Regions from separate parts of the Mus musculus genome. Here regions 1 and 2 are each linked to region 3. Evidence: chromatin loops called from intact Hi-C (ENCODE). Cell type or tissue: left cerebral cortex. All regions are shown on one strand. Links, peaks and the distances in the headings refer to the core of each region. The heading gives the core; the rest is flanking DNA.

The links. Hi-C counts contacts between places; a loop is a spot of excess contacts. Peaks named below come from ENCODE experiments on the same cell type or tissue, not always from the same donor. Only the 100,000 strongest peaks of a DNase experiment are listed, where the experiment ranks them.
Region 1: a loop joins it to region 3, with 3 times the contacts of the local background. A loop is called at or near these places in 3 of 42 quality-filtered maps.
Region 2: a loop joins it to region 3, with 2.3 times the contacts of the local background. A loop is called at or near these places in 2 of 42 quality-filtered maps.

What each region holds. Positions count from the first base shown.
Region 1 is chr5:76,317,299-76,328,338 of GRCm38, reverse strand. Pdcl2 (phosducin-like 2) reads left to right here. Exons shown (of 6, transcript NM_023508.7): 2 at 3,226-3,346; 3 at 3,943-4,033; 4 at 9,069-9,212; 5 at 10,330-10,538. Among named protein-coding and RNA genes, the nearest start is that of Pdcl2, 8.3 kb to the left of the region's middle. In left cerebral cortex, for the core only: no CTCF peak of the experiment used is centred there; DNase peaks (open chromatin) are centred at 3,022, 4,196 and 6,252.
Region 2 is chr5:76,413,533-76,424,572 of GRCm38, reverse strand. No RefSeq gene overlaps it. Among named protein-coding and RNA genes, the nearest start is that of Nmu, 55 kb to the right of the region's middle. In left cerebral cortex, for the core only: no CTCF peak of the experiment used is centred there; DNase peaks (open chromatin) are centred at 5,048 and 5,398; H3K4me3 peaks cover 188 bases; H3K27ac peaks cover 223 bases.
Region 3 is chr5:76,519,541-76,530,580 of GRCm38, reverse strand. Exoc1 (exocyst complex component 1) reads right to left here and starts at 1,270. Exons shown (of 19, transcript NM_001289770.1): 1 at 1,119-1,270. In left cerebral cortex, for the core only: a CTCF peak has its summit at 4,557 (motif pointing left); no DNase peak of the experiment used is centred there; H3K4me3 peaks cover 198 bases.

The sequences.
Region 1 (11,040 bases), core at 1,942-9,941, 200 kb after region 3:
AGGACCTCAGAACAGGCAGGTCTGATCCGACGGTAGACGACGAGATGCTAAGAGCCCAAACCTCTTCAGCATAAGAATTATTTTGAGCTGGTACTGCAAGAGAAGCTCTGAAAACCAAGAAATCATTCTTTTGAGAGAGAAATTGACATCCATAAAGAAATCTCCACTTGTGGTACATTAGCCGTTGTGTGTGTGTAGCAGAAAGCTGATTCTAATTCACCGAGGGATGATGCCTACTGAGGTACCCACCTGGGCATGAACAAACTCCTCCTCCCTGTTGGCTAACCTCGCCCTAGAAATCAACTCCTTGGAACATCTCTTTGTTTCAGCGGAAGACAGTGAGTAAACCTGAGCTTGAGCCCGCCTTTTGAGATTTGCTCATTGTGATATTCATCTTAACAAATTTCTGTTTTACTGCATTATATTCCAGAATTTGTGTCGCTCCCTACCCCCACCCACCTCCCCCGCCACCCTCCATCCCTGTTTTGCAATCTTCAAAGCCAGTTTTACCACCAAAGATTTACACATGTGCAGTTTGGTCTTGGGTACAATGTGCAGAGTAAGTGAGAACTGGAGCCTATGATGTACCCAAGGATAGGAGACAAGCAGGAGGTTGGAGTGGGACCTCTGTGTGGGGAATCCAAAGCAGGTTGTCCTTACAATTAGTGGTCAGGAACCAAACCTGCCCCTCAGGTAGTGTTAGCCCATGGCAGCTTTCCCATGGACTTATAATAACATTTTATGTTCAGTCTTTACAAATTCCCACCAATCAGTTTTCAAAGACAGCATGCAGAAAGACCAGGGGCGGCACAGTCATGAGCCATGAGGACAATGACTTACAGAGATTTCCAGGATTAGGGTGGATGGAAGCCAGCTATGAAACAATAGTGCTCATTGTAATCCAAAAACATCTACAGGAAGGAGTTGAAGAAAGACCATAAAATTTCTATAAAAATGTTTCTACACGGTAACAATAAAGAAAAAAAAAACCACAACTCTCCTATTTATCTTAACACCAGAAAGAACAGAATACAGAGGAACAAACTAACAAGGCTGAAGACTTACATGAACAAACGTATAAAACGGTGCTTAAACAAAGAAGGCAGAAAAAGTGAAAATACGCCCATACCGGGCATGGGGAAACTCCTTTTGCCTAGCTGGAAAGCTTGGATTTGAAAACAAATGCTTGCTGCCTTCACTAAGAAAAAAAGATACAAAAGCAACTAAAGGGGAGCAATGAGTTTGGTAATAACTTGGAATGGAACTGAAGTGATATATATCCCTCTGTCTCTGCCCAGCCCACAGCAATGGGAAAGATGATATGAAAGCAAAGAGATTCATATCTGAATGGCGATTTGATCGTGTGTCTGAGCCACTATGGTGGTTCTTGTGGGAGATGGAAAGCTGGAAAAGATGGTGGGGTGGGGGACAGCAGGCAGCTTGTGCTTTATTACGCTGTAGCTGAAATAAACCCTTCTCTTCCTGAATTCCTTGTGGTCGTCATGCTTATCACAGCAATAGAAGCCCGAGTAGCACAGCAAACATGTATGTGTCTACACCATGTGCATGCCAGTGCCCCTGGAACTCAGAAGGGGACAGTGGACCCCCACAACAGGAGTTCGGGATGATTGTGAGCCCACATTTTGGTGCTGGAAACCTAATCCAGGTTCTCAACATGAGTGGCAAATGCTCTTATATACGAAGCCATCTCCCTAAGGCCATTGTCTGAAATTTTAAGTTGCTACTTAATAAGAAATAATTTCTAACATGTCAGAAAAATGTGTTGCTTTTGACAATGAAATAAAACAGATTTGCAATAAAAGACCAAAACTTGTAAAAGGCCAAGTAGAACTTGTGAAAATTAAAAATAATCCATGGATAAGGTTTTTTTTAAAAAATATTAGTAAAATAGGAATAGGAAAATTTTAGAAAGAAGTTGAGGAATATTTGGATCTGAGAATTTTTCTAGAGTTATTAAAAGATACTATTCCATAGCTTCAAAATTCCCAGTGAGCCCATGCGAGACAAGTGAAATGAAGAACTTGATGCTTCATGGGGAAACCATAGATAAAAATCTTACAGTCTTTAGCATTTGGATTGGCTAACTGTGCAACAGAGAACATGCAGTTGCTGGTAGGATTTAGTTATATTTAAATTATTTTTTTAGTTTATCCACAGTCATGCCTTCTTTGTTTTGTTTTTGTTTCTTTCTCATTTTCACTTTTTGTTGTTGTAGTTTAGCTTTGTTTTTTGGGACTTTGTTTTTGTTTCTTTCTCATTTTCACTTTTTGTTGTTGCAGTTTAGCTTTGTTTTTTTAGGACTGGGTCTTGTTGTGTATGTTGGCATGGGTCTTACTAGCCAAGGCTGAACTTGAACACCTATCCTGAGTGGATCACAGTCTTTCATTGCTGCACCCAACCACACCCTCTTTTATTCCCCTCCCTTGAAATAGGGCCTCACCTGGATGGCCTGAAACTCACTATGAAGACTCCGCTGACTGTGGAGACCAGGCTGGCCTGGAACTCACAGAGACCTGCCTGCATTCCAGGACACATTTTCTCAATATGTAATTCTCTCTGTAGGACATTTCACAATATGGTAGCTTGCTATGAGGGTTCTTGAATCTGTGTGCCTCAAAAAAGAAACAAGTTCACCTGACAGTCTGGCACATAAAAAAGAAACAACATACTTTGGACATCGTGTGAACTGGGTTTGTCCACTGTAATCATCAATGTGTTTTTTGTGACTTAAAAGCTTACTTTCTCAATACTTTATATAGATGGTCTAAATTGATTTTTAAAATGTATTATTACTATATGTATGTGCATGGTGTGGGTGAGACATGTATGATAGTGTGAGTGTGTATGATAGTGTGAGTGGATAGCAGTCCTCTCTCTCTACCTTTATGTGGGATCTGGATCCTGCCTCAGGTCCCCAAGCTTGTGTGACAAGTTAGTGCCTTTACCAAATGAGCCATCTGGCCATCCTCTAAGATAATCTTTTTATAAACTTCTCTGTGATGCTGAGGACAGATGTGTCCTGTGAATCAAAGCATGTGGCCCCATTCTTGGTGGGAGAAGTAGGCTTGTTCCTGAAACCTCGGCTCCAGGAACAGCTTTGTATGTGCACGTTCCGCCGCCTGTCAGTCAGTTTTATCAGCCCATTTTACAATACATGACTATGCTAAAAGACTCTCTCTCTCTCTTTTTGGGGGATGGGGGTAGGATCCAAACGAAGATACAGAATGGAATGAAATTTTAAGGAATTTTGGCATTCTTCCTCCAAAAGAAGAACCAAAAGATGAAATTGAAGAGATGGTGTTGCGCTTACAGCAGGAGGCCATGGGTATGTGCGCATCTGGTGGGCTGCAGGAAGGGGATAGCGCACTGAAGGGAATAAAGTACACTTCATGAAATATGGGGGAGCGAACTGGCTATTATTTCATACAAACACTGCCCATCCACTCAGAATGAGGAGATTGCCAGGAAAATGGCCGATGTGTATGTTGAAAGGCACATGCCAATTACTAAAATGCAGAGATATGCTAGGAAGCCAGTGACACAGAGACACTCTAGGAACTCCGTGACATGTATCTACTATGTCCCTCTACTTTGGGATCACCCTTTCTTTGTCCTTTCTGTATGCTATCTTATTCACCAATCATTCCATGTACTCGGGGGAACCTACATTTATGGGATGGAATTGATCTTCCCCTTCGACTCTTGAAAGTGTCCTGCCAGTTTTGAGGGAATCAAAACTGCTAGCATTACAGTTTGTGTAACGTGTAACCATGTTTTAGCTGGTCACTACAGGTTTGCTAACGGTGCTGTTGATCTCCATTATCTATACTGTGGGGGTTTGTTTTGTTTAATTTCCTAGAAGTTGATTGTAAAGCAAAAATAATGTTTGGACAACTTGATTACCTAAGATTTCTGTTTTAGTTAAACCATATGAGAAGATGACACTGGCACAACTGAAAGAAGCAGAAGATGAATTTGATGAAGAAGACATAAAAGCTATTGAAATATATAGGTACAGCACTGCGGTACTGGGGCGGGGGGGGGGGTCTTTATGTGAGAACATGGCTGACAGGCTTACGAAGAATCTCCTTTATGCCATCACTTGCTTTTCTCTTGCTGCTTCCACGATTCTGCCGTTTGACAGATTGCCTCAGCTGTGTTAGCACGTGGGTATCTTTGGGTTCATCCTACTTGAAGTGTAGCTGACGTGCTGGACTTGGAACTTGCATCTTTAGTCACATTTGGGAAGCCGTCAGCCAGCAGTTCTGAAAACATGAGACTCTGTGTGTCTGCTGCTTTGGAGACTCTCACAATATAATGTTGACCTGCTGGACATCGGCGCTCTGGCCCTTTGGGCTGTGCTCACTCTTCATTCTCCTTTTAAATCAGTGCCTCTGGATTAATAATAGCAGTAGTCCAACCTTTTGGCTGATTCTTTCTTTTGGTTGCTTAAATTTGTGAAGCCCTCCAGTGGGTTTCTCAATTTAGCAAATTCTCTTTAATTTCCCTGGAGGGTTACTACCTACAGCACTTGTAATATGAAATGTGTAGGATTTTTTTTTTTCTTCTCAGGGGCTCAGATATTTGAACATCTGGTCTTTATTTGGTGATAATATTGAGGAGGGGTTGGGGAAGGAAACAGCCTTGCTGGGGAACTACATCACTGTTGGTGGGCTTTGAGAATTCCTAGTCCTGCCCTGCAAAGTAGAGAGAGGTGAGGGTGTGAGCTCTCAGCTTCCTGCTCTGGCTGTGTGGTGCTGTACCTCTTCACTAGGATGCACTCTCAACCCTGTGGAACCACAGGCCCAAATAAGTCCATCTGCTTATCAGCTGCCTGGGTGGTTACAATAGCTACCAAACACATTAACTTTGAAAGTATTGTAAGAGAAAAAATCAAGTCAGAAAAAAAAAAAAGGCTGTATAAGTAGAAAGGAAATTATTAGATACCAGCTCTTGATACAAATAGGAGGGAACAGTAAATGGAAGCAGGACTTATTTCTGTCAATCAAAAAGTTAACTGGGACTGGAGAGGTGGCTCAGTGGTTGAGAACGCTGGCTTATCTTCCAGAGGACCTGGCTTCCTAGCATGAACAAGGAGGCTCACAAGCATCTCCAGTTTCAGGGGCTCTGACCCCTTCTTCTGTCTTCCATAGAAGTACAAGTGGTACACAGATATACATGTAGGCAGAACACCCATACACATAAATAAAATAAAAATAAATTTTAAAGATGTTTTGAGTTATATCGTGGTGGTGGTCTCTCAACTGTTTTGTTTTTTGAGACAGGGGTTTTCTGTGTAGCCCTGGCTGTCCTGGAACTCAGAGGTCCACCTGCCTTCTCCTTTCAAGTGCTGAGATTAAAGGTGTGCTGGGCGGTTCCTTCACTTTTTGATCCATCTCCTGCAGCTCTCTTGAGCAGCTTTTTCCCAGGCAGTGACTGTGGCCTGGACAATTTGCATTAGGGCTACATCACCTTAGAATCCTGTGAACCAGGGATCTGTGTGGACCCCGCCCAGGGCACCTGTGGTCTGAGTACCAGAGATGGATACCTTGTGTTCTTCACTCTTCTCTCATTGGTTACAATTTAGTCTCACAAGCAGGCTTGCAAGTGTAGTCTTCCTGCAAGCTGCAAAAGAGGAATCTATAATGATACTCAGACTCTATCAAAGCCTGCGATAAGATAAAGAAGTGACAAATATCTTTTTCAAGAAATTAGGGACAAAAATGCCACTGGGTAGGTAGCCAGCTATGAAAAAGCAAGTGAATTAAACCCCGAGGTTCCCATAGCTAAAAGGAAGAAGAAAAGTCAAAATGTGCACATATCAGCAATAATGCTGTTTGTGTTTGTGGCAAATACACTAAACTGTCTTCTTTGACATGCCTTCCTCTTTCTCTTTCTCTTGATGCATGTTACAGTGGTGGAGGAGCTAAAAGCTAAAGCTAAAGCATTTCTCAGAGTTTAGTGCAGCACCAAGGATAATAAATGTGTTTTAGTTCTGCTAACACACACACTCACACACTCACACACACTCACAGGATATTTGAGCTCAGAGCTATATTAAATGAAGAAAAATACATAAGTACATAAATAAATAAGCCTAGAGCATCCATTTAAGTGGATCTAGAATTTCTGTCATAATTCTGGAGCCATTGCTCTGGCTTCCTTTTCTCATCTTCCTATCGTTGCTAGGGAGCCTGGTTCCTGGTGCCAGCAGTTGTCATTGTGCTTCAGAGTCTCAGAGTAATGTGATACTTGGGCCAACAATTGGAATCTAGATTCCCCAGTTTCTGGATTGCAGCAAAGAAAGCCTTGGCAGACCAGTTCTGCAGTGTTGTTCTGGGAGTCATTCCTGGTTGGCCAGCCTAAGGCCTACTTCTGAGCAAGTTTGCAAAGTGCTTAATTTCCCAGGTTAAGTACCTTTCTGCTTAAAATAGCCAGAGAGCTTTCTGTCTATGTAGTGAATCACAATTGACTTGATTGTTAAGTACAAAATGCAGGCCACTGAACACTGCCTCTTTCTGATGGCAGGACTAACGCCCATGCGTTAACCTTTCTAGTGAAAAAGCTAGGGAAAATGAGGGGGAGGGAGAAGTTGATAGTTGTACCAATAAGAAGGAACCTAGTAGCAGACCTAGCTCAGCCTTATTATTCTCTTTGGGTTTCATTGTGTTTGGCTTCATTGTTACGCAAAGTGACTTTTCCTACGGCTTGGGTCTAACATGCAAAATGAGGCCAGTGTGTTCTGAAGCTCGCCCGCCCCGAGGAGGTTTTGTTTGCTTTAATACAGTATGAGCAGGAGGTGATTACCACCATAGTTACCGGTCTCAAGAACAAGGGCCACACCGTGGCACATGGGCCACAAAGGTCAGGATCAAAAGCAGCAAGGGAAAAATACCCGACACAGCCTCTGTTGTGGTTCCTGTGGGAATGGACATGTGAGGCAGTAGTAAGCAGGCTTATGATTGGCCAGTTGAATCATTTAGGTGGGCTCTGGGTGAGGTCTGTTAGTCATCTGGTACTGGGTTCTAGGATGACTAGGGCAGGGAGCCTTATAAGAAAGAAATAAAACAGCACGCACAGAAAGAACACGGAGATTGACACCAGGCATGGTGGTACATGCCCACAGTTGCAAACACCTGAGAGGCTAAGGCGAGAGGATTAGTGCCAAGGAGTTTGAGACCAATCTCAGTGACATAGCCAGACCTTGCCACAAAAAAAAAAAAAAGAAAGAAAGAAAAGAAAAAAGAAAGAAAGAAGAGAAGAGAAGAGAAGAGAAGAGAAGAGAAGAGAAGAGAAGAGAAGAGAAGAGAAGAGAAGAGAAAAAGCAACTGAGGGTGTGCTTTCAGAGCTGGCTGGCTTGCATTTGAAGAAGGTGTTGTCTGGCAAGTGTTTGTTCTTTTTCTTGGAACCAGCTCCTTCGGGAACAAGTATTCCCAGAGGGATTAGCAAAGTTCTAGATTCCAGAACATCAATAATGCAGAAAATGAGGGTCAGTGAAATGGTTCAGTGGGCAGAGGTGTTTGTTGCCAATCCCTAGGGCCTGGGTCTGTTCCCTGGAACCCATCTGCTGGAAGGAGAGGACCAACTCCTGCAAGATATTGTCTGATTTCCATACATGTGCAATAGCATGCACAGGTATGCACATGCACACATGTGTGCATGCATGCACACACATATACACATGATAAAATGTAACCACTTTTAAAAGAATACAGAAAATAAGAAGATGGAGTCATATACAGAGAAACAAGAGGAAGTACCCTCGCAAACTTAAGTATAGAAACTTATAAGTGTATTGTAAACGACTTGAGGTTATTTAATAAATCCGAGCATGGCTTAGTCATCGAACTATGTAAATTTTGAGAGTTACTAACAAGGGTTTAGCATTCTATGTGGATGAATAAATAATAAAAGTGAATCAGTTCTCCATGTGCCACACGCATTGCCGAGAAGTTACCGTATTGCATTTCTTATTGCTGTGATAATATACCTGACAAAGGCAACCTAAGGGGGGAAAAAGTTGATTTTAGTTTTGAGGGCACAGTCTGTCATGGTAGGGACATCATGGCAGCAGGAACTTGAGGGAGTGGAAGCTCAGCTCGCTCCCTCCTTGCTAGGCAGCCTAGACCCCAACCCATGAAACAGTATCTCCTACATTCAGGACTCATCTTCACTCACCAAGGCCCACCCCAGCATGGGTTCAGCTCACAGAGCTGGGAACCCAAGCATACTGCACAGCCTGCAGGCAGCTCAGCAGGGATGAGAGCCTCCTCTCCTGTGTTCATCAGTCAATCTAAACCTCTTCCAGGTAGCTCAGCTTGGTTCTGCTTCTTCCAGGCAGCTGGTCTGGTCTGAGAGTCTTCTTTGAGGTGTTGCTTGTCTGAGTCTTCCTTGCAGTGTTTATTGCTTACTCTAGCAAGGAGGAGCCTAGTGACTCTGGTCAATTTCAGGAACTTCCTGAAGCTATCTGAGCTTTTCCACCTTTCTGCTTAAGGAGTCTCCCTGCAGGGTGAAATGATTCAATCTCCAGGAAACTGTTACACAACACTTAGTCTTAAGTAAAAATAAATTCAAAGTCAGTAATAAAGTTCTTACAATTGCTATACATAACATACAGTAGTGCCATTTCTCATACCAAAAGAGGTTATATGGTGTTCTATGTTCCTTAGGGGTTAGTCAGTCATTCACAGTGTTGATATGTATGGGCATCACATTTGTTACTCTAAATTATTATTGGGTATTGATTGACCACAAAAAACATACACTTTGAGGAAAGGGGAGATGGTTCAGTTGTTACAAATGCTTGCTGATGTTGCAGAGAACCTGGGTTCAGTTCCCCAGAAGCCCCATCAGAAGACTCAGAACTGCCAATAACTCTAATACAAGGGAATTAGAGGCCTTTTGGCCTCCTTAGGTATATGCAAGCACCTGGAACACAAACTCACAGACCGATAGACACACACACGGAGAGAGAGGACGGAAGAGAGAGAATAAATATACAAAAATAAAAGAATATAATGCTTCTGTAATATTTTTGTTTTACTTAGAGAAAAGCGGTTACAGGAATGGAAAGCACTTAAGAAGAAACAAAAATTTGGGGAATTGAGAGAAATTTCTGGAAATCAGTATGTGAATGAAGTCACAAATGCAGAAAAAGACCTGTGGGTTGTAATTCATCTCTATAGATCAAGGTAATTATCCAATACTTCAGAATGCTGGTGCTGTGATCTTTTAGAGACACTCCTAGCTTTAGGGTCTGTGATGAGGAATATTTAAGAAAAAGAAACATATATTCACACGAGTACATTATAGAATTTTTATCTTTAGGGATTAAATTAAGTATGCTAAAATATTTTCATTTCTAATCTGTGGAATGTCACATTTCTAAGAAAAATTATCTCGGCTTGGTAATTAAGATCTCCTGTATCTGTCCTCTTCTCTGTTTATCTGAGCTCAAACTCAGCCAAGGATAGTCTTGAACTCCTGACTCTCCTTCTGCCTCCCAGAGTCCGAGACTAGTGTGTAGCAACGCATGTGTTTAATGATGTACTGGGGATCAACCCCTGGACTTCATGCATGTTTGGCAAGTCTTTGGAGAAGGGAAACTGGGAACCCAGAAGAGACACGCAAACTAAAGCCCAGGGGTGTAGAGGAAAATGAAGGTGTATGTTTGGGGGTGGGAGGACAGGGTCAGCTCCGACCTCATCTGCTCAAGCACACCATGATAGTCTAGGGAAGGGTTGGAGGGTGGGTGGAACGGGAGTTCTGTGATGGATGAAGCAGGCAGCACTGGAAGGTTGGGATCCTGCTTTCAATCAGTTTTAAATTTTAGATGAGACACTGGGATCCAGGATGGGGAAGACTGTGGGTGAAATATGTTAGCGTCAGGAGAGTCAAAGAAGTGTGAGATGAGAAACATTAGACTAACCAGTGACAAGTGTAGGGTCCTTTCATTTCAGCCCAGGACTGCCCCAGACTCCCTATGCACGTCTTTTCATTATCATTTGTGTTCCTATGATCTTTCATCTAGGAACTGGCTCAAATTAATGCTAAATGGAATATAGTCTACCTAAATTAGGTACCAGACTCCCATGGTACTAGCTTCATTCCCAGGCAATAGTGGAATTTCCAGTAAAAACCAGAGGACTCTAATACAGTCCGTCTTTGTTAAAGGTCACAGCACAAGACACAAATATGCTTTTATATAAGAAGCAAAGATCTATATTGTGCAAAAGAGAGGTTTTATTTATTTTTCTAGCTTAAGAGGAGTGGTCTGTGTTTGAAGTGTACTGTGTATTCTCTCTTTAGTGTCCCAATGTGCTTGGTGGTTAACCAACATCTGAGTGTCCTAGCAAGAAAGTTTCCAGAAACCAAATTTGTTAAAGCCATCGTGAATAGCTGCATTGAACACTACCATGACAACTGTTTACCAACAATTTTTGTTTATAAAAATGGTCAGATAGAAGGCAAATTCATTGGAATTATAGAATGTGGAGGGATAAATCTCAAGCTAGAAGGTAATGGTGTTCATTTTTAAATACTTACAAAACTAACAAATGAAAACTTCTCTAGATGAACAAGTGTGAAAGTTTATTTCTTTGAAGTGAAGTTTTTCCCCTTAATTTTCTTCTACTTTTAAGATGTTAACAATTATTTTAGTGTGTATGATAGTCTGCCTACGGTATGTTTGTGTCCCTGTGTCAATGTTCATGCCCAGGGTCCACAGAAGCCAGAAACAGGTGCCGCAGTCCCTGGAACTGGAGTTCCAGCTTCCCGTGATCTGCCATGTGAGTGCTGGGACCGGGTCTCTGCAGCCATTTCTCCAGTCCCTATTCTATTCTCCAGAGTGATGTCCTCCTGTCATGCTTATTATATCATAGCACATTTCACTTAAAATTCTTAATGGTGTGTGTCTAGAATAACTTTAAAGTATAAATGATCCAGTGTAGAGTCCAGTCCATCTCTGCATCTCTTTCTCAGTTCTGTGTAATGTCTGCTCTAGCCAGGCTGGGCTTAGTC
Region 2 (11,040 bases), core at 1,749-9,748, 110 kb after region 3:
TTTCCCTTGACAGTGCTGACTTTCACCTTCTTGATGGTCCCTCCAAAGGCTATCTCTGAGGCAACCCTCACGCCCCACCTTTCTATTGAGGTACCTGTTTCCCCACCAAATCTAAAGCAGATTCTGTGATCTCCCTTCACAAGCGCTGAGCACTGTAGAGAACAGAGAAGCCATGGGGCCCCAAGTCATCTCTTTTCCTATTAGCTTGTGTCAATAGAGTATCTGGCTTAAGAACATTCTAGATCAGAAGTGATTCTACAGTTTCTACTATACCACACATTTGGGAGCAACTGCCATGCCCTCCCAGGAAGCTTTGCTTCTCCATTCAGAGCCTCCACTGGGCCCAGGGTGAACATTTAGTTCAGGAACAAGAAATTGTTCTCCTCCTCCTCCTGAGGGAAGCTTGTTGACTCCATTGCAGGTTCTTCTTGGAGCTTTCTGCTAGTCAGAGAAAATCTTCCATACCCAAGAAAGTAGTGTCTTACCTCTGCCATGATTTCTCTTCAAGGCTGACAGCCTGCTTCCTCTAGGGATCCTTCGGCTATGGCAGTAAGAAGGAGAAATGGGACTGTAGGTAGTAGCTGTGCTCCGCCTGGAATATCCTATGGGAGACATCCCTGGTCACAAGGCTCTGTGGCTCGGACTGTCTTCAGAATGTGGGGTCATGTGGGCCTTTGATTTAACTGCAATCATTCTGTCTAGATATACCCTGCAAACTCTGGTTTCACACATTTCTTTCTCTTGGGGTTGCTCATCTGTTTGGCCCACATAGGTGTTGGGTAGGCGAGTACTGGCTGCTAGAGGTTCTGTGTACGGGATGGCTTTGCTTCGGGTGCCTTGGGGATGTGCAGTTCTGCTTGCCTCTCCTTGGCTCTTGAGATCAGTCACTGATAGGCATGGAGGAACACCAGGATAGACCAGAGCTGTGCATTTGGAGACACTGTCAAGTTGTAGCCTCTGGCATTCTGATGACCAAGGAAACGCTCATGGTAAACCTGAAGCCCATGATCTATGACTGGGGAAAGTATGTCCTCTTTAATGGAAGGTTCTGTGAAGTTGTCTGTCAGTGAGCATTGGTGGGTGGTGAGGAGAGCAGAGACAGAGAGAAGGAAGGAGAGAGAGAGGGAGAGAGAGAGAGAGAGAGAGAGAGAGTGTTAATTTACCACTCATAGACATTCCACTTCATATAGCTTGTTCTGCGTGTGTGAGATCTTCTCTGTCTTTTTTTGCATGGAAAACTCCTTCCTACTCAAAGTCCACTATTACCTCCTTATGGGGCATTGGGCTATGCAAAGACAGGCTGGTCTCCAGTCGAGCTGGGATGCTCAACCCCCCAGGACCCGGTGGTGATAATTCGCCTACATGGGATGGAAGGAGTTCTCTCATGCTCTTGGAACTCTGGCTCCTGCCTAAGTTACCGCCCCCCACAGCCTCCACAAGAGAAGCATGGCTAGAAGTCATGTAGACAATGTCCCAAGCTTCTGACCTTCAGGCTAAACTCCTCCCCAGTTACCTAGCAACAGAAAAGATAGCAGCATACTTTAAAAGGGGCTGTTTGGCTCTCTCTCACTCCTCTCACTCCTCTTGCTACCTTGCTCTTACTCCTTTCTCCTCTCTCTCCTCTCTTCTCTTTGTTCTCTCTTCCTCTCTCTCTCCCTCTTACTCTCTAGCCTTTCTTCTCTCTCTTTCTACCTTCTCTCTTTCTCCCTGCTTTTCTACAATAAAGCTCTAAAACCATAGACTGTCTCTGTTCAGCTACTCAGGCTCTCGCCTGTGTGGGAACCTCTCTTCCCTATGCCCTCTCTCCCATAACCCTGGGGCTACAGGGTATAACTCAGGGGCCCCTTTTGGTTTTGGGGGCTGCCCCTTGTCCACCTCCTGTCGAGTGGGTCAGAAGCTTGGATGCCCACCCGGGGCTGAGTGGAAAGCGTCTGGCAGCCACCTCTGTCTAGGAGGTACTCTGGCCCAACATGGGCTATCACCCCCCCCCCACCGCCCCCGCTTCCCCAGCCCCTTTTTAGTTCCCACACCTCCTGACTATTGACTTGTAGGTAGCTTTATAAATAAGGTACTATTGTTTCCAGGGCAATTTTCAGTTACATGGCAACTGTTTCTTCCTTTTCATTAAAAAAAAAATTATGCCAAGCAGTGGTGGCACACACCTTTAATCCCAGCACTTGGGAGACAAAGGCAGGCGGATTTCTGAGTTCAGGCCAGCCTGGTCTACAGAATGAGTTCCAGGACAGCCTGAGAGAAACCCCGTCTTGAAAAAAATATTAATAATAATATAAAAATCAATTTATTAAATATCTATCTTAAATTCTTTTTATTCTGACTAAGTCACAAATAAAATTGTCACACAGGTAGTTTAAGGAACACACTCAAACATGGTCACAACCCCAACATTCCTTTCTTCATTTATTTTTCAGCCCTTCATTTTACTTAAAAAAAAAAACAAAACTATACTTTTAGAGCACTTGTTACCCAGAAGACAGATCTAAAAGCCTTTCAGATTCACCACTGAATCAATAAAATGCTTTTACTTTTTCTCAAATACTGCGAAACTTGGCAAAAGAAGAAAATCTAATTAATTTAATTTTTTCATCTGCTCAATAAGAATGCACAGATAGAAAAGGATGAGGGGGAAAAGCCATTAGTGGAGCTTTAGAATTTGTGAGTTGAGACAGCCTGAATTAGCTTGAGAGAGCATCAGAGGCTAAGACTTGAGATGGCTTAGGCTCCGTGAGTGTTTAAACCGAATAGTTATTTTCTAAGTAGCTTGAAGCCACTTTTGTTTTCCTTTATTCGTATTGCTGCTTGGTTGGTGGTCAGTTGGGTGTGGATTTGCCTAGTGCAAGGCAGGCACGTGTGGGATAGCCTGTGGTTCAAGGCAGGCATGTGTGGGATAGCCTATGGTTCAAGGCAGGCACATGTGGGATAGCCTATGGTTCAAGGCTGTGGTTCAAGGCAGGCATGTGTGGGACAGCCTGTGGTTCAAGGCAGGCACATGTGGGATAGCCTGTGGTTCAAGGTAGGCATGTGTGGGATAGCCTGTGGTTCTGGAGAACAAGGACGCAAAGATGGAAGGCTCAGATGTGTGGAGCTGAAATGGAGGGTAGGCTCAGGATCACTTTGTCCTCAGATTCACGGATAATGGTGACTAGCTGGTGCCGGGGAGTTAAAGCCGCTGTACTTGTTTTGGGAAAGAGAGAGGGTAAAGTTTAAGGCCTCAGGGAAAACATGCTGCTTGCTTAAGCCACAGAGTTAGACATTCTCAGTACCACCTTCTGGGGACCCCGACCCAGTGGGAGTGGTCCTCTGCTCAGCACAAGTACACCATCTCTGTTCATCACTGTCACCATGCGCAGCCAGGGCAGTCCTTATCATTTCCGTTTCTGTAGTGAACTAAAGGAGGGTGGTGGGTTACTGAAAGGGAGTCGCCAGGCCAGTGATGGTTACAGTGTAGATTTGTCTAATGGTGACACCAGGGTGTCCAGTCACTGAGCTGTACTGTCTAAGGTGCAGGGGTGAAGAATGGAGATGCTAGGACCCACTACAACACGAGGGCCTCTCTTACTGCGGTTCCCACGGAGTGCATCTCAGCACACGGACTCTAGGAAGCTGTAAAAACTCAGCAGGGAGCAGAGGTGCTCAGTCTATAGATTGCCTCTGAGCACATAGTCTCAGCTTTAGGGTGGAAAGGTGCTATGCGAGCATGGTGACTTGGGGTGGATTTCAATATGTGGCAGAAGCAGAGATCTGGGTTGACAGCTGCATCCTGACAGTCTGTCAGCCATCCTAAGCCAGTGTTACAGAGTCTGTGCTCCGGAGAGGCCTGTCTGAGTTTCAGTAGTCAGGGAGTCCAAACACTGACCTGTTCCGTCATGGGTTTTTGTTGTGGTTGTTGCTCTTGCTGTTGTTGTTGTGATGTGGGGTTTTTTGTTTTTTGTTTTTTAAAATCAGGATCCAGCAATAGTTCATCTTAAGTAGACACCATATATTCTCATTGTATGTCCTTTGTTATCCAGGGACAGAACTACACTGTAGTTTCAGATACTCTCTTTAGAGGACCATGATGGGTCTCTTTGCTTAAGTGAAAATTTAAAAAATGCTTTGAAAATATTGGTGCTATTGAAATGTATATATTTCATAAAATAAACTCTCAGCTATTTTATGACTATTACTTAAAAGTGTAGCTCGATCAAAGAAAAGTAGAATGGATTGCAAGGTTGTGTGTATGGGAACACAGTGAAACTCTTTTACTTTGTGACTTAGGGTTTTAATTGTTCCTTTGCATAGAGGGTTCAAGAGCACTATCAGGAAACATTCGGCTTCCTAAGTCACAGGTTTCCTGTAGAAAAAAAATACCTGTTAACCTTTATTTTTATTTTATGTGTTAGGTATGCTGGCTAGTTCTATCACAACTTGACACAAGCTATTGCCATCGGAGAAGAGGGAAACTTCAGTGGAGAAATGGCCCTTACCAGACTGACCTGTGGGCAAGCCTGTGGCATGATTTCCTAATTGGTGATTTATGTGGATGACCCAGCCCTTTGTACAGTCTGAGACCTATGACTACACTCACTACTTGGAGAAGCTGAGTCACTTCTTTCAGACTTGTTTTCCATGTAGAAATGTGGAAATTTATACAGATACTTATATTTAAATATGTACTTATAATAGTACATCCTTCATTGGAATGCTGTAGATTAAATAAAATAAGAGAAAACCTTATCATTATTCTACTTCCGGTACCTTAAAATGGTGCCCAGCAATTCATAGCTAGTAAGTATTTGCTGAATAAGTGAATGATGGAACGTATAGTACAGATAAAGAGACTAAAACTGATGTATAAAAAACATAAGTTTGCATCTATTTCTGGAACCTTCTCTTATTCTGCCATTCTCTCTGTTCTTGGAGCGCCTCCAGATCAGGCAGGCCAGTAGCATTGTGCGCATGCTCAAGCGTCAGTTCTTCAGGAAAGATTCGTTTTTAGATTGTATAACATACGATGCACGCTATAGCTAATACATCTTCTGCATCTCTGTGTATTTGTTCTACATATGGCTCATGTTCTCACCACAACTTATTTCAAGGCAGCTACCTATAGCATTATCTCTGAATGAGGACGCCATTTGACTAGACTGTGAGGCGAGACTAGACTAGAGACACTTCAAGACTATTCGCCGAGCAGCCTAAAAGTAGCTCAGTTTATTTTTATTCCACTTTTTCCCCCCTTCATTTGGATACAACAGTATTCAGAGAGCTCATTTGTGCGTATGCCTCCTTTTTACGTCATGAACTTTTTTTTTTTTTATAAAGAGAATGAAGGCTCAGAGAAAGGAAATAAGAAACACAGACTACTTTTGCCAGTAGGGAGTCTCTAATCCAAGAAGAAAGACAGACCACAAAAATGCATGACCCACTTAGTGAGTGAGTATACGCTGGATAGAGTTACCGCATCCCCACACACTGGGAGAGAGAGCAGAATATGTCTGTCTGCTGAGTCCCTAAATCAAGGTGTAGAGAGTCGAGCTGATTGGTGCCTTGAGTTGGAGCCACACCTACTAGGAAGGCCTGTTGATCTTAAGTTGCAGACTCAGGTCACAGGCTTAACAGCATCTGAGAAACAGGAATCTGCCCCTTTCAAGCACCTTTGCCAAGAATAACCATGCTATGATATAATACATCAATTCCAGGGGGGGGGGGGGAATCAGCCATTGTTGATGCGGGCAGAAGCGACTCCTGTGTGACTGGTCCAGCAGCGAGCAGTGTTGCGGAAACTCTGGCATTTCCTGTCCTTTCCATGAAGGATCAAGAAACACTTTGTGGGAATTTTTGCTATTGTGGTTTTGGAGTCTGGGTCTCATGGCCCACGTTTTTCTATGGAGAGAATGAAGCCACGGCGACAGGGCAGAAGGAGTGAGGTAGGTTAGAGGGGGACTTAGCTTCAGTGCTTAGAATCACTTCTAATTGGCTCTGTAGCTCCCGAAGCTGTATCAGAGCACGCTCGGTTCTGAGTGATGTAACCTGTTTCTAACTGCTGCAGCCTTGACACTAACATCTGACCCACATAGGTGTGCTGGGTACACCTAGTTCCAGATAACTCAACAATATGCTTAGATCACCTTGCCTCACTCAGCCTCCTGCCTCAGCCTTTCCCTTCCTTCAAGAGGACTCTGACAGCCAGGAGACCAATCAGCAGCCGGTCTGCAGATGCAGCTTTCTCTGTTACCAGATTCTCACACTCATCACCACTGTGCACCTGCCTCTGTGATCGCCGAGTCTGGTGCTGGCTGTCCAGAGACAACCCTAACAGTCTCCAGCCTGTGGGAAATAGTCAAATTAGCCAAAGCCAAAGCGACTTATCCCCTGCCCCTCCAGACCCTCCCCTGGACCTAAAGCTCTCTGGCCCTCAGCCCCCATCCGTCTACACCGTGGTGGACTCTGGTACTTTCTGGGACAGCTGTTGTCAGGAGCCATCCTTTCAGAGCAACCACCCTGTAATAGGGTCTCCTTGTTCCTCAGATTTTCTACCACTACACTGTATTTGAAAACAATTGGGAACTGGTCTCTTCTAAGCCCTCTTAGCTATGGTGGGAACTCGGAAATATGAGAATTAGGAACTATGGGAGAAAATGTCTTGGTTGCGAGGACTCTTAGCTTTGCTTTGCTGGGAAGACTTCCCCCCAACCCCCACCCCCATGTTTTTTGAAGAACAGCTTCTTGTGGGGTCAGTGTTGTCCTCAAATGATACCACGCCTGACAAGACCTTCAATTTCGGAATCCATGTCTATCTGTCATAGGTTTTCCTCTGACCTTGTTCTAGATTCCCATGAGGAGAAGAAGTCTAGACAGCTCACTACAGACTTGAATTGGCTTACTTTAGGTCTCCCTAAGCAGTTTAGGCAGACCACAGAGAAAACCTGACTTCAGAGCTCAGACAATGGGAATGGGAAGATCAGGAGAACTACCAACCCCTGTCACCTAAGGCATTTCTTGGTAATAATTCAAAAAATAAGTAAAATGTTCTTAAAGAATCGTGTAATTATTGTGAACTATTTGGCTCCCAAACAAGTTTGCTTGGTCAAGTAGCCACTTACTGGAGAGCAAAGAATAAAATGGAAATTTAGAATCGTATTACACCCAATCTCCCAGGAAGAGTTACAAATTGATGACTTCTGAAAGTGCAAAGCAAATTCAGATAAAAGCCACACCCACTGCTGGCATTAAAACTACTTTAGAGTGTGTGGAAAGCTGAGTCCTGGAAATTACTTCACAGTGAGCAATTATTTCTGAGACATTTTTGAAACTCATGGACAGCTAACAGTTCTGAAAAGAAATAGCATGTGTGTTCAGCAGTGTGGACACACATTTATCTTTCCATCCACGTTATTCTTTGTTATTTTCATCAGTTGTGAAAGCTTTCTTCGTATTAGCTTATAATACTTTGTTATCTTTATACCAAATAATTTCATTTTGAGAGGTGCTAATGTGAATGGTACTATGTTTGAAGTGACGTTTTTCACCTATTCACTCCTGGTTTCTGGCAAAGTGACTGACTTTTACACTGTTAACTTTGCATCATACCATCTTGCTATAAATGCTTATGGTTACATCATAAATGCTTATTGGTTACGTCAGGTTTTCAGTTGGTTCTTTAGATTTTTTTCTTTAGGTCAAAAATTTTATCTTTAGGTAAAAGATATCTATGGTTTGGATATTAGTTAACTGTGAGCATGTTTGAAAAGCTTGGTTCCCTGGATGGTAGTGTTGGGAAATTCTGTGGAACCTTTGAGGAGCAGAGCCCAGAGCATGTCCTTAGGTCAAGGGCAAGGGGTTATTGTCCTTAGGTCTGGGGACATTGTAGAAGACACTGTGAGGTGTCAGCCTTCCTCTCTCCCCAGTCCTGGCTCAAGATGTAACTGCTTGCCCTACCCCGTGTTCCCAACCATAGAAGCCCCACGCAAGCCTCACCAATTCTGAACCAATACAAGCGCATTGCCCTCGAACACCCAAAGTTGCAAACTAAATAAACCTTTTCTCTTAATAAAGGAAGCTGTCTCCCCATGCATCTCATTTAGTAATGCACGCTGACTCATACAAAGCTCACATTTTCCATGGACAAAGCCAGTGTTATTTCTTCCTTCACAGTAAGCATTTGCTCAGCGTTTATTTTTCTAGTCTGATTGCATTAGCTCAAACTCCCAGTACTATGTTAAGAGGGAATATCTTTATCTGATTCTTGATTTTAGAAGACCAGCTTCAAGTTTCTCATCATTAAATGTGAGTCAGCTGGGGAGCTAGAGAGGGGGCTCTGTGGTTAAGAGCACTTGAATGTTCTTCCAAGAGGTCCTGGGTTCAATTCCCAGCAACCACGTGGTGGCTCACAACCATCAATTATAGGATCTGATTCCCCCTTCTGATGTGCATGAAGAGAGAGCACTTACATACATAAAATACATGAGTAAATATATCTTTTTTAAAAGACTAGGTAAAATTTAAAAAGTGTAAGTCAGTTATGGGTTTCTATAAATGGTCCCCTCTGTTCTCTATTCTCAGTTTATTGGGAAATCTTTTTCTTATTGTGAATAGGTAATGTATTTTTACATGTTTTAATTAATTAATTTATTTGTAATAATAATTTATTGATTGTGACTTTTCTTCTTTAGTCTATTGAGATGCTGAGTTGTGTTAACCGGTTTTCAAGCGTTGAGCCTGATTTGCACGCCCGGGATAAGTCCCACTTGGAAGAGTGTGTAGGGCTTTTATACACTGCTTGGGTTAATTTGCTGATATTTGTTCAGGATTTCTGCACAATGCTTTTGAGTGATGTTAGTCTGTAGTTTCACTTTTCTGCCATTTTGGCCTGCTGTAGCAAAATATTATGACATAGGTAGTTAGCAAACGACAGGTGTTTCTTTTTCAGAGCTCTGGGATATATGGAACCTAAGCTCGTGCTGGCAACAGAGTCACCATCTAATGATCACCGTTTCCTGGTCCATACATAGCACCTTTTGTTCTGAAGTGAAGACTAGGAATTAAACTCCCTTGGGCATTTTTCCTAAGGATCCCAGTCCATCCAAGAGGCTCTGCCTTCATGACCTACTTGTTTACCAAAGGTCTCCCCTTAAACATGTAACAGTGGGACTAGCTTTTGACATGTAAATTTGGGGAGACACAAACATTCAAACCAAAGCACAGTTTTTGTATTGTGTTGTCTGGTCTTGATATTAGAAACTACTGTTGTTCATGGAACCCTGGGCTCTAGGACCCTTCCCCATGATACCAGAATCTGTGTGTGCTCATGTCTCTCATGTAGAATGACACAGAATTTTCAGATAGCCTTTATATATCCTCTTTGATGCTTTAGATTGTCTCTGGATTACTTATAATACTTAGTACAATATAAATGCTATACAGCATAGTTAACAGTGTATAACAGCATGCAAAGAGTCACTACACTGAATCGTTTAGGAAGTAGCAGTGAGTTGAGTAAAAGGAGCCCCTGTGTTTGGTACCATGAACTTTTCTCAAGTATTTTAAATTAGTGATTGGTTGAATCTGCAGATGTGGAACCTGGGAATGTAGAGGCTGAGGGTACTCCCTTCAGCTCAGAGGAGGTTAGAGTTCTTCCTTAAATGCTTTCTAGAATTCACCAGCAAACCCTGAGTCTGCTGTGTGTGCATGCGAACATGTGTCTGTGTGTTTATATGTGTGTCTCTGTATGTGTGTGGTATGTGTATGTATGTGTGTGATGTGTGTATATGTTGTGTGTCTCTCTGTGTTGTAGTGTGTATATATCTGTTTGAGGTGTGTGTATGTGTGTGTTTGTGTGTATGTGCATGGTGTGTGTGTCTCTGTGTGGTGTGTGTGTATGTATCTCTGTGTCTGTATGTGCATGTGTATTTGTGTGTGTATGTGTGTTGTGATATGTGTCTGAGTGTTATGTATGTATGTGTGTGTCTGTGTGTACATGTATGTGCATGAGTATATATGTGTGTGTATATGTGTGTTTCTCTGTGTGTATGTGTGTATGTCTTTGTGTATGTGAGTGTGTGTGTGTGTGTTTGGAAGGTTATTGATAACTGATTAGTTTAAATCTGTTCTCTTGCAGACTTGGGTTTATTCAGATTTGATGTCTTCTTGAGTGAATTATCAAAAGTATGTACTTAAGGTTCTTTCCATCTATTGAAGTTGTAGATAGTGGGCAGAGTAGATTAAAGGTGTTTGCCACCAGGTCTGAAGATCTGGGTCCAGTTCTTCAGATCCACACGGTAGAGAGAAGAGACATGTACAAATTGTCCTTGGACTTTCACATGCAGGTTGCGGTACACGCAGACGCAAGAGCACTTGCATGTAGAAACACAGATGTATTTTTCATCTGTGAATATTAAGTTGTTGATCATACTCCTTTATTAGTCCTTTAATGGCCATGAGATCTCTTGATTCACTTTATTTCTGGATGGTTGTTGGTAATTAATCCACCAGGTGGTGCTCTGAAACCAAATTGACTTCAGTCCTAATTTGAAGAATATGTCACCTGGGATAATACTCAACCTATCAACTATTATCAAACTGGAAAACAGTATATGACAAACTAGCCTTTATATTTAAAATATGTATGTTCTGTAATTATGTCAAATATGTTTGTTAGAAACATTTTAAGATAAAAAAATTACATTGCTTTTGTGTTTCTTAGTATGTGAAATCAAGAGAATATCAGTGGCTGTTGATACAAAGACCATCTATACTGACTGTCCTCTTCCTGATTCTTAGTGCCTCGGGCTGGTCCCTATCAGAGCTCACAGTTTGCTGTGTGTTGGGAGAGGCCCTGGGATGCTATGACCAATTCAAGGAATGTGTTAGCTACTTGTTTGGACTTACCTGGCAAGAATCACTTTAAAAGAAGAACGCTTTACTTCAGTGTACAATTCTCGGGATAAAGATCACCATGGCGGGGAAGACATGGAGGCGGGAGCATGAGAGGTCAGAAAGAAGAAAGTGGGGAGGGGAAGGGAGATCGAGAATGTGAGAGTA
Region 3 (11,040 bases), core at 1,494-9,493:
TTTCATGTAAATGTATAGAGCCCTTACTGTATTTACGAGGCAAATGCTTGCTATCTAATGGGGACATGAGTGTCATCTCCTAGATCTCCACAGCCATCTCTTGAGTAGTAGGAGGAGGAGGGGTGCTCTATCACAGGTTTGTGTGTTGGGTACTCACTAACAAGCTCTTGGCGTAACCTGCTTGATTGCAATAGTAAAAGCTGGCCAAAAGAACCATTAGCAATGGCCAATATTCACCATAGTACATGGTAAACGGTAAAAACAGCAGAGGGCTGGTCATAACTCATGAAGGAATTAGACATAAGCATTGCTACTATATTGCTATATTATATTGCTAATATAAATATTGCTATTCACTAAGTGCCAGGCAGCACTCTGGGGTATAATGGAGAATCTTTAAGACATGAACGGGTTGACGTAGCATTGTGATAGTCAGTCTTCTTTGGATCTAGAGATGAATTCTCCAGTGTTTATACTGAACTTTACATTATGCCAGTATTATTAATAGTGGCCTTCACAACTATTTCCCAGGTCTAAAAACCACGCCCATATTCTGGGTTCTCTTTAGATCTTCGCCTTCTAAAACCTCAAGGCTGCCCGTTACAGAGGCAGCTAACCTCGGTTCATTGTGTACATACATACTTCCTTCAGCTTAATAGGGCCATCGTTACACTGTGTGTCCATGCTAGTGCCTTAGTGGGTTGGGCCCATGTACTGCAGTGACATCTCAACTCGGAGACATGTCATCCAGAAAAAAAAACTGTTCAGAGGCTGGGCAATGCACTTAGAAGATTTATAAGGACATGTTATATTGATTCGGACCAGCAGAAGCCCAGGTCACGTCTTTCTCTTCCAGGCCACGCTAGTAGGACAAAAATGAAATCTGTCCCGGATGGGCGGAACTGTGGACAGAGACTTGGCTGCCTCCCGGCTCCGCCTTTTCCCAGAGCCCCGGACAGCACCGGCTAAGGAAGGACGCAGCCCGGGTTCTGCAGCCCCGAAGTGGAGCAGGGTGGGTGGGCCGGGTCACTGGGGAGTGGCCGACCCGGCGCGGATGCAACACTGCCTCCACTTAGGCTACCACCTCCAAGACCGCAGGTCCCCGGCCGGAAGCTTACCGCGAGGCCAGCCGGCCGGCCGAGGTTGGTGCTCCAAGACGGACTCAGGAAGGGCGCCGGCAGCAATAGCAGCTTTGAAGCACTTTTCATTGAACAGGGAAAAGCAGCGGCCAGAACCCGCCACTTCCCGTATCCGGTCACGTGTCTCTCTGCACCGGAAGTTGACCCTGTGGAGCCGGAAATGGAGACAGTAGAGGAAAAACAGATTGGCCAATGGACTTGGAGGAGGCGGAACAGCGCTTTGATGGATGGGGCAGAGGCGGACTGTGGGCGTGGAAAAGACAGGGGCGGGGCTTGCAAGCACATAGGCCAGTGATTCTCAACCTGCGGGTCAAACGACCCCTTCCTTCATAGTGGTCATATAGCAGATATCCAATATATCAGATATTTGCATTACAATTGATAACAGTAGCAAAATTACAGTTTTAAAGTAGAAATTAAATAATTTAATAGTTGGGACCCACTGCAACATGAGGAAAGGTATTAAAAGGTTGCAGCATTAGGAATGTTGAGAACTGTTAGCATAGGCTGATTTGAGGAGTTGATAATGGTGATGTTTCCTTTTTGTAGACGTACCCATTCTAATATTTGTAGCAACTCATTTGAGAGCGCATTAAATGTTCTCTCCTGTGCATATGTAAAACCCTGCTAACTAGATTCTTGGAAGAACTTTAGTGAGTTAAGTCAGATTCTCTGGGATAGATGTCACTAGTACCCTTAAGTTCTGGACACTTAATTCCCATAAACAGCTTTGGTCATTTACCCACTTCATACTCTACCCTGACTGCACAGACCTTCTTCTTGGGTGTTTTTTTAGAAACTTCACCCATGCCACCTCACATCAGATACTGAAATAGAATCTTTGTTTTAAAGGTGATGCTTGCTTGTTTCAGTGTGAGAAACATAAATGATGCCGAGAGTTCGAGCTATAAGACAAGTGATTCATTTAGGCCGCATCCCTGGCAGGGATTGAGTGCTGCAAATTTTGATTTCCAGGTTAAAAAATAAAAATTAAAAAAAGCCATTCAATTTTTTTATACTGAAGGAGTTCGCAATGAGGTAGGACTAGAAAAGGTGATTGCGAAGTTAGGATAACATACTCTACCAGGATGGTTTTCTTTCTTCTTTTTTTCTTTGCTGTTTTTTTTCCATTTATTTATTTACTTTGCATGTGGATCTTAGCCTACCCCTCCTTCCAATTCTCACCCTCCTTCCCAGCCTCTCCCTCATTCTCTGCTTCCCTTCTCTTCTGAGAAGGGGTGGGGTGGAGACCTTCTTGGATACCAACCCACCCTGTGACATCAAGTCACTGCAGGACTAGGCACATAGGATGAATTTTTTGTTGTTGTTGTTGTTTTGTTTTTCGAGACAGGGTTTCTCTGTGTAGCCCTGGCTGTCCTGGAGCTCACTTTGTAGACCAAGCTGGCCTCGAACTCAGAAATCCACCTGCCTCTTCCTCCCAAGTGCTGGGATTAAAGGTGTGCACCACCACCGCTCGGCATGAATTTCTTAAGAATATGACAGATGAGCTGTGCACAGTATTTGCACCGTTTATCTTAAGATAAAATTTTGGGAGACCTAGGAGAAATAATGAATAGGGACATGTTTGTTGCTACAATGATCAGCTTCTAGTCGGGGTTACTTGAGATGACTCTCACAGGATCTAGTTCTATATATTTGGATAGACTTCCCTGGTGTTTCCTCCTGAGCTCCAGAATGTTTGCCTTGGACATCTTAGCTGACAATTCCATTTGGGTGTTTTTGTTGTCATTTGGTCTTCCATTTTGTTCTTCCCCCCAACCCCCTGTACCTATGTTACAGCTCTCCTCACAGTTGAGAAGTGAGTGGTATTCCAGAAGGCTAGACTCTTCTGAACTCCTGAACTCCAGATTTTTGTATCCACTTCTCTGCCTCTGATATTTCTGTTTGGATAACTGAACAGCAATAATAATAATGATTATATAATATTTATATTAAATTATATTATATCTATACTCATCTGCTCATGCCCTCAGTTGGGTTTTAAATCTCTACACACATCACTTCAAAATGATGCCCAGACATGATGGCGATGGGCTAAACCTCTCAACCTGTAAGCAAGTTCCAGCTAAATGTCTTCCTTTATGAGAGTTGCTGTGGTCACGGTGTCTCTTCCCAGCAATGGGACACTGAGTGATCCAGGAGTGTCCGTGGATTCTGTAGTTCTGCCTTCAGCCTGAGGGTGCTGAGAAAGGATTTGTAGATTGGAGTAATGATGATTGGTGATGCTATAGTGTTGATGATTGTGGATATTGGCTGAATTAATGAGAGATAAAAACATCTTACTTCAGGCCACTTCTTCCTTTATATAAAATTGAATAATAAAGTGTGTTGATACAAGCTCTGCTGAAAGGAAAGATTCCCTGGGTATACTGAGTATTCCTAAGAGCTATCCCCAAGTGAGAGTGACATGCACTAGGAATTCAATGTTACTGACCAGTTAGTGTGATGTGTCAACCTATCTATGAGGCAGATCAAATCCTTCATTATGTATTTGGTAGACATAAAGAACTCCTATGTGGCTAGGGAAGTGAGTTGCAGAAGAGATACCAAAATGATGTCTTGAAAGTAAATGATGGGGGGGGAGTCTGAACTATCCATTCTTGAAATTATGTGTGTTTCCTGAACCTGGTCGACTTTTCTATTCCATTTTCATACTTCAACAGGTTGTTTCTAAAACTGCACCGGGGAACTGGTGGAACTAATAATATATCCACCTCATGAGAGATGACCCTTGTTTTCCCAGTAGAGAATTGTTCCCTGCTTCAGAAAGCATGTCTTGCAGAGCAGTGAGGACCTGTGTGACAACTCTTACTGTGGTTTTCTGGAGATTTCACAAGGTGCTTCTAGCCATCATAGATCCCAAGCCTTCAGATCTGTTGGGGCAAAAGGTTGGGTAGTAGGGCAACTTGTATGAGATCCCTTCTGGGCAACATACTTTGCATTAAGTTCATTCTGTCATTATTCTGGGAAAGAATCCAGTCACTCTTCTTTATTCTTGACAGAGTGAGTTCATTCTGACCCTCCCGCTTTACCATCCTTCTGACTCTCAGAACCCATTCAGCACTGTTCTGGCATCTTAGCCACATCTAGGAAGCACAATGGCTGTGTGTTAAAATTTACTCCTCCCGTCCTTGCCAAAACATTGAATGGCAAGTCGGCTGATGTCATCTGCTTCCTCTGGCCAGCCTTACACCTGTATTTATTTTTCTGACTTCATACTTTCATACATTCCACTTGTTCATATTGGCACATATTAGCCCATTTTTGCAGTATCCTTTGAGTTAGCATAGTTTGGTGAGTATCAACCTCAGGTGATTTTCAGTCCTTGAGGGACATTTGACAATGTTTTGAGACATTTTTGGTTGTCATTACTGAAAGAGGTCTGCTGACATCTAGTGGATACAAGCCAGAGTTGGTGGTGAACGATCTATAACATTAAAGATAGCCCTTCACAGCAAAGAACTATCCATTGCAAAAGGTCCCAGTTGTTAGAAGGGAGGAACCTTTGCTGTAGCTTTCTCTAGAGCAGGGCTTGCTGTTTCTCACAAAGGCTGGGCTGGGATAACTTGATTATGGAATCGAGGCAACAAGGAAGAAACGTGATAGGAACGGGAAGTGAAGGAGATAGAGTTATACTTTGAAGCAAGTTTCTTTGCGATGTTTCAAGACATGGGGAGACTGTTCTTCAGTGTCAAAAGGAGAGAGACATCGAAGTAGAGAAAATTCTGAGAGTTTAAGAGTGTGAAATATGACAGGAAAAGTATGGGCTCAGGACTCCAAGACCAAGTTCTCAGCACAAAGGAGATGTATTTATCCCAGAGGGACAGAGGACAGGGATAAGAGACAAACACAGGAGATAGACGATGAGGGAGAGGAGGAAGGGACAAAGGAGACTGAGGAGGGGTATTTGTCTCAGAATGGAAAGGAGGCAGAGTGCATGGGACATAGTGGCTTCTAAAGGTAAAGGGGAAACCTCCTGTTAGAACGAGGTGTTTAATTTTAATTGGGCATGTTAATTAGAGGAGCCAAGAGAGGCTTTTGATGGCTGGACTTCAATATTTTGATAGCTGTGTCTTGGTAGTCAGCCTTAGAAGGAGGAGGAAGTGGCCAAATAAGGAAATAGACCTTGGTGGCTAGCTGCAGGAATGTAATCTTTCAGTTTGGCAAGGCAGAGGGAATGGGGGAGAAGGGCAAGGCCAGCCAGAGCCGTGTTTGCCACGCTTGAGTTGGCCAGAGCCCCTTTAGAGTCTACACAATGTCTTCACTCTAAATTTCAAAATCCCATTACCTTTCTATTCGACTTTGTAGATGGTGTTTCCAGGCTATGAATTTTGCTTGGAGCATCTTTAGCCCTTGGGCTTCTGTTCCGTTTATGGTTAAACACTGAGGCAGGAGCTCAGGCACAGTCCGCTGTGTGGCTCTGCTACCCCAGAGACCCTCTGGCTTTCACAGTGAGCTATGATGGTTGTGGTACTTTCTGAGAACCTCAGAGATCATCTTACTATTCTACACAACTGAAAAAAGAGAAGTGTTGATCTGTTGCTTCCCCTGCCACTGGTCACCATTTCACCCTTCGTGTGACTACAGGGATGAATCATGCAGACGTCCCAAGCTGTAGCATTGTCTGCAACGACATACCAGGGAGTGAGAGAGGCACGTTGCTGTCATATCATCCTTGAGAGATGCTAGCTGACACCAGTGGCTGGCCACTGCAACAGGTATCTAGACTGAGAGATGAAACTTGAAGGACTTAGTGCTACTCAAGGAAACAGAAACTGCTGGTCCCTCAGTGTCTCTTTGAGGTAATGGTTTCTCCATATTTTCAGCTGCCTGAGTCGATCCTGGATTTCCTATCTCTCACACTCTACATCTGGTGACTCTAGAAAACCTGTTCTACCACCAAGATGCACGCCAAATCTAACCACTCCCCAGCCTTCCCACATCCTTCCTGGATTTCTCTGTAACATGCCCCTCTAGACTTTCTGTCTTCAGTCACACTTGGGTCAGACACAGGGTTCAGCACTTGATCTACTCTGCACACGGGAAACTTGGTAATGATACCACTGGCAAGCCCACACTCACTCCCTAGAAATGGAAGCAAGCCAACATATTAATTTTTATTGAAAATCAGATTTCATGGTTTTTTTTTTTAGATTTCATGTTAAGTTTGCTAAATATGTTGAGCTTATATTCCTCCATCATCCCAAGGCATATTAAATTATGATTTGTTTGTATATTACAACTGGAGGATGTGATCTCCCATAAACCCACATTTAAGCAATAGAAAGTACCTTTCTGGAACACGGCATTTAAACTGCACAAAGATAGGTCTGTTCTTAACCAGGTAGGTTAGGAATTAGCCTTTACCTTTAATAAGGGACTTTAGCCTTCCGAGGAGAGAGGTGAGATGCGCCCTAAAGATTACAGTTGCCTTGGGGTGGTATAGGAATCTAGTAGTTCTGTTAGAGCTTGCAACCCTTTCCCCACAGACTCTAGAGTCTTTCAGGAAAAAATACTGAAAGTCAGGAGTGAGCCAACATAGAGAATTAAACAGTGAGATGGACCAGCCCATAGTTAGGAGACAATCAGAGCCTGGCCTGTATAACACATCCTCCCAGCTAGGATGGTTGAATGAGACCTGCACAAAATCTCACTATCCGAACAAAACATCAATAAAATGTTAGTTATCTAGAAAGAATCCAAGAGTGGGGTAGAAATAAGCTGGTTCTGATCATTATGAATTTACTTTTCTGCAAATTTTACTTTAAAAATATAAAACTTTTTTTTTTAAAGCGTGATGTAAGTGGGAAAAACAAAACAAGACCGAACAAGAGCCCGTGAAAGGTACACAGGGTAGAAAGTCTGTGACATCACAGAGGTGTGGGTTCCGCTTTGGTTTGAGCCTTTAGCGAGTCAGCAGACACAAGGAGAGTTATTTGATCCTTCTGCTCCTCATTTCCTCATCTGGAAATTTAAAATTATAGGCTCCATTTGTGTATCAGTATCCACTCAGGTGGGGAGTCACTTGTTATATGTTTTTACTGCCTTAATAGTCTCAGCAATGTTAACTTTTAGGGGAACTTACAGTTTTTCTGTTAACTGATCTTTTGGTTAATGGTAGAAAAAAAAATTGAAATCACAATACATTGTTTTATTTGTGGTGTTTTCTTTTTCAATTTTTTTTAAGTGTGTTAGAATTTATGTAACGAATGGTGCACACCTTTAATCCCAGCACTTGGGAGGCAGAGGCAGGCAGATTTCTGAGTTCGAGGCCAGCTTGGTCTACAGAGTAAGTTCCAGGACAGCCAGGGCTACACAGAGAAACCCTGTCTCGAAAAAAAAAAAATCTAACAATTTTAATCACTTAAAAAACTTTTTTTTTGTTGTTTTTTTTGTTTGTTTGTTTTTGGAGATAAGGTCTCACTTCGAAGTCATGCTGACTGGGAACTATCTGTGTAGATGAGGCTGGCCTTCTGCCTCTGCCTCCAGAGTTCTGGGATTAATGTATGCATAACTACACCTGGCCTCAATTTAGTCGCCTTTTTACATAGAGTTTGATGGAGGTTTTGAGTACATTTATTGTGTGCTGAGTCACCTACCATAATTCCAGCCCTCAGGAGGCTGAGGCAGGCAGATCTCTGTGAGTTCAAGGCCAGGCTGAGATACAGAGTGAGACACTGTCTCAAGAAAAAAAAATACAATGATATAATTTATAATATTGTGTGATGTTACCACACCCACTTCAGAAGAGTCCTCTGTTGCAAAACTGAAACTCTGTATCCAAGAAACAACTTCCCTTATTTTTCTTAGCCCAAGCTGACGGCTACATTTTACAAAGTCTCCTTCCAGCTTCTTCTCTCCTCTCTCTATTTGCATATATGATACTTCCTTTCAATAGGATTTTGGGGACAGAGAATTTTATAACTATTGTTGTAAGAGAAATATTTATTTATGCAGCTCTATAATATCTGGAAAGTAATTGTGTCAATTAATAATCTACTGGCCCAAATTTTGTCCAAGAAAGCAAAGGTGTATGCTCACAGTCTTGGCTCCATCCCCCGGTAGGTGGAGTGTACCCCCCATTTCAGACTTTGACCTTGACTTGCTTGCTTTCACCGACTGGTTGCTAGTGGATCTGACATGAACAGAAATTTGAAAGTTCCTTGAAAAATAGGCTTCTCCTTTATGCCTTTGGCCACGTGTAAGTCCTTGGATCTTATAATACTAAAAATCTACTTGCCATCATTGTGATTGTTAGACATGGATGAATAGAGGAAACGTGACAGGATATGTTGGGCTTCCCTTTTCTGAGAGGAGCTGTACTAAGAGGACAGCAGAGAAGGGAGCATTTCCAGGAAGAAAACAATCCCAAATAACAAGTGAAGCAGATGTGGCAGAGCCAGAAAAGAAATTCAAGTAGAGGATCATGTGAGTTATCTGTTTCTTATAAAGAGATATAGAGTGCCTGGGAACAGCTGGATGAGAGAAACATGGCATGAGCAACAATAACTAGCACTGAACCGTGAGGAAGTGCTCCAAAACTTATACCCAGATGTATAAATATTAGTAAGAATTAACATTGTAAATACTTTGGCTTTGTTAGGGAAGTATAGTAGATAAATCATATGCCAAATATTAATGTCATTAAGAGACAAGGATAAGAGAGAGAATATAAGCACATAAAATCAAAGAAGAAGAAACCTCAGGCTGCTACATTTTAGTTGCAAATATTATTATAAATCCACTAACATGAGCTTCTGTTTTCAAAAGCAGCATGCGTTTCCTAGATCTGTTGATCTTTAAGAAAGCGTGTGTGGTCAAGCATCCTCACCAGCTAGGTGGTCATGAGTTTCTCCAAGAGAACAGAACGCAGGGGTATCTGCACTCCACTCCCCGTGATAAGCTGCATGTTCAACATTATTGATTGACCTGCTTGCTTCAGGGTATCGGTGAACAGATCTAGGGAATGTATACACTTAAAAAAAAAGATTTTATGTTTTTATTGTGTCTCTGTCTTAGTTACTGTTCTCTGCTGTGAGGAGACATCATGACCAAGGCAATTTAAAAGGAAACATTTATTTGGGGGTTCAATATCAAAGAGTCTACAACAGGTATGATTAGACCAATAGCTGAGAGTTTACACCTTAGCTGTAAGATAGTGGCAAGTAAGTGGGGGGGGGGGAGTGAGGGAGGGAGGGAGGGAGAGAGGAAGGGAGGGAGGGAGGGAGCGAGAGAGACAGAGACAGAGACAGAGACAGACAGAGAGAGAAGAGATTTGGCTGGGTGTACTTTTGAAACCTAAAAATCTACTCCCTGGTGACATACCTCCGCCAACAGGCCACACCTCCTCCAACAAGGCCACACCTCCTAATCTTTCCCAAACAGTTCAACATACTGGAGACAAACATTCAAACACAAGAGCTTAAAGGTATTCTCGTTCAAACCACCTCAATCTCTGAGTATGTTTTGCTGGATTTTGACAAATATACATAGGTGTCACTACCACCACAACTAAGATATTTTGGAGTATTCTGACAATGACCAGATAATATGCAAAAGCACAACTCTGCCTCACAACCTGCAGCAAGAAGCCCAGGAACCAACATGCTATGTACAGTAACTAGTCCATGCAGTTATCTACCACGTATTGTATGTAGTTGAGACAACTAACCAAGAAACTCAAGAAGCAATAGGACCCAAGAAGCCAGGACTTAATAATTAATGGCTTCTCTAATTCTTTCTTTTTTTTCTTTTTCCGAGACAGGGTTTCTCTGTATAGCCATGGCTGTCCTGGAACTCACTCTGTAGACCAGGCTGGCCTTGAACTCAGAAATTCGCTTGCCTCTGCCTCCCAAGTGCTGGGATTAAAGGCGTGCGCCACCACGCCCAGCAGCTTCTCTAATTCTTGACTCCTCCTTAAAACTGAAAGCCAAACTGAAGAACCCACATATGTATTCATATAATATAATATTCCCTGCTTCAAGGTGGGGGGTACCCAAGGGGCCCCTACCTGCTCGGAGGAGAAGGGGATAGGGATGGGGGAAGGATTGTGTGTGTGGGGGGTGGTCAGGAGGGTGGCAGTGAGTGGGATGTAAAGTGAATATGTAAAAATAATAATAATAAATAAAAAAGAATTAGTATACAAATTATAAAAAATACTTAAGAAGCAACTGAAATGGTAACTATCTTTCAAATGATCAACAACGATATTTTAAGTCTTAGTAACAAAAACGTCTATTTTAAAAATAAACAATAATTTTAATTAATAAGAACAAGATCCTCTGCTTCTAATTATCTACCCCCAGACTCTATTTTCTCCTGTATACTATCCTATTTTATATATAATAGTTTTTGTTCTATTAATCTTCCAGTGTTGGATACTTGAGTTCATGTGCACATTTTGCTAACAACATATGCCTGTGTACATGTCATTTTGTAGTTGCTCCAATAAATCTTTGGAATCGAGATCACCACATTGAAGAGTAATCACATACATAGACACACACAATTTGAAACACGGTGTGGACTTTTTCTATGCAGTAATAAATACGAGGACTAATTTTCCACCTCAATGAAACACTATCAATATTTTGGGCTTTTTCCTGTAGGACAAGAAGCAAGCTCAGCTCACAGATATAATGTGATATATATATATTCTCTCCTGGATAGGGCTGAGCATCTTTTTAAGCTTCCCAGTGTCATTTGCAATTCATTTCCTATGAACTGTCTGCTCATATATTTTCTAATTTGTTGCTGGTCTTTTAAAAATCTCTTCAACTTTAGGAGTACATATACACATGCTTATACAAGTTGCAATTTGTTTTGGTTTTGCAATATATATATATATGTGTGTGTGTGTATACATATATGTGTATATATG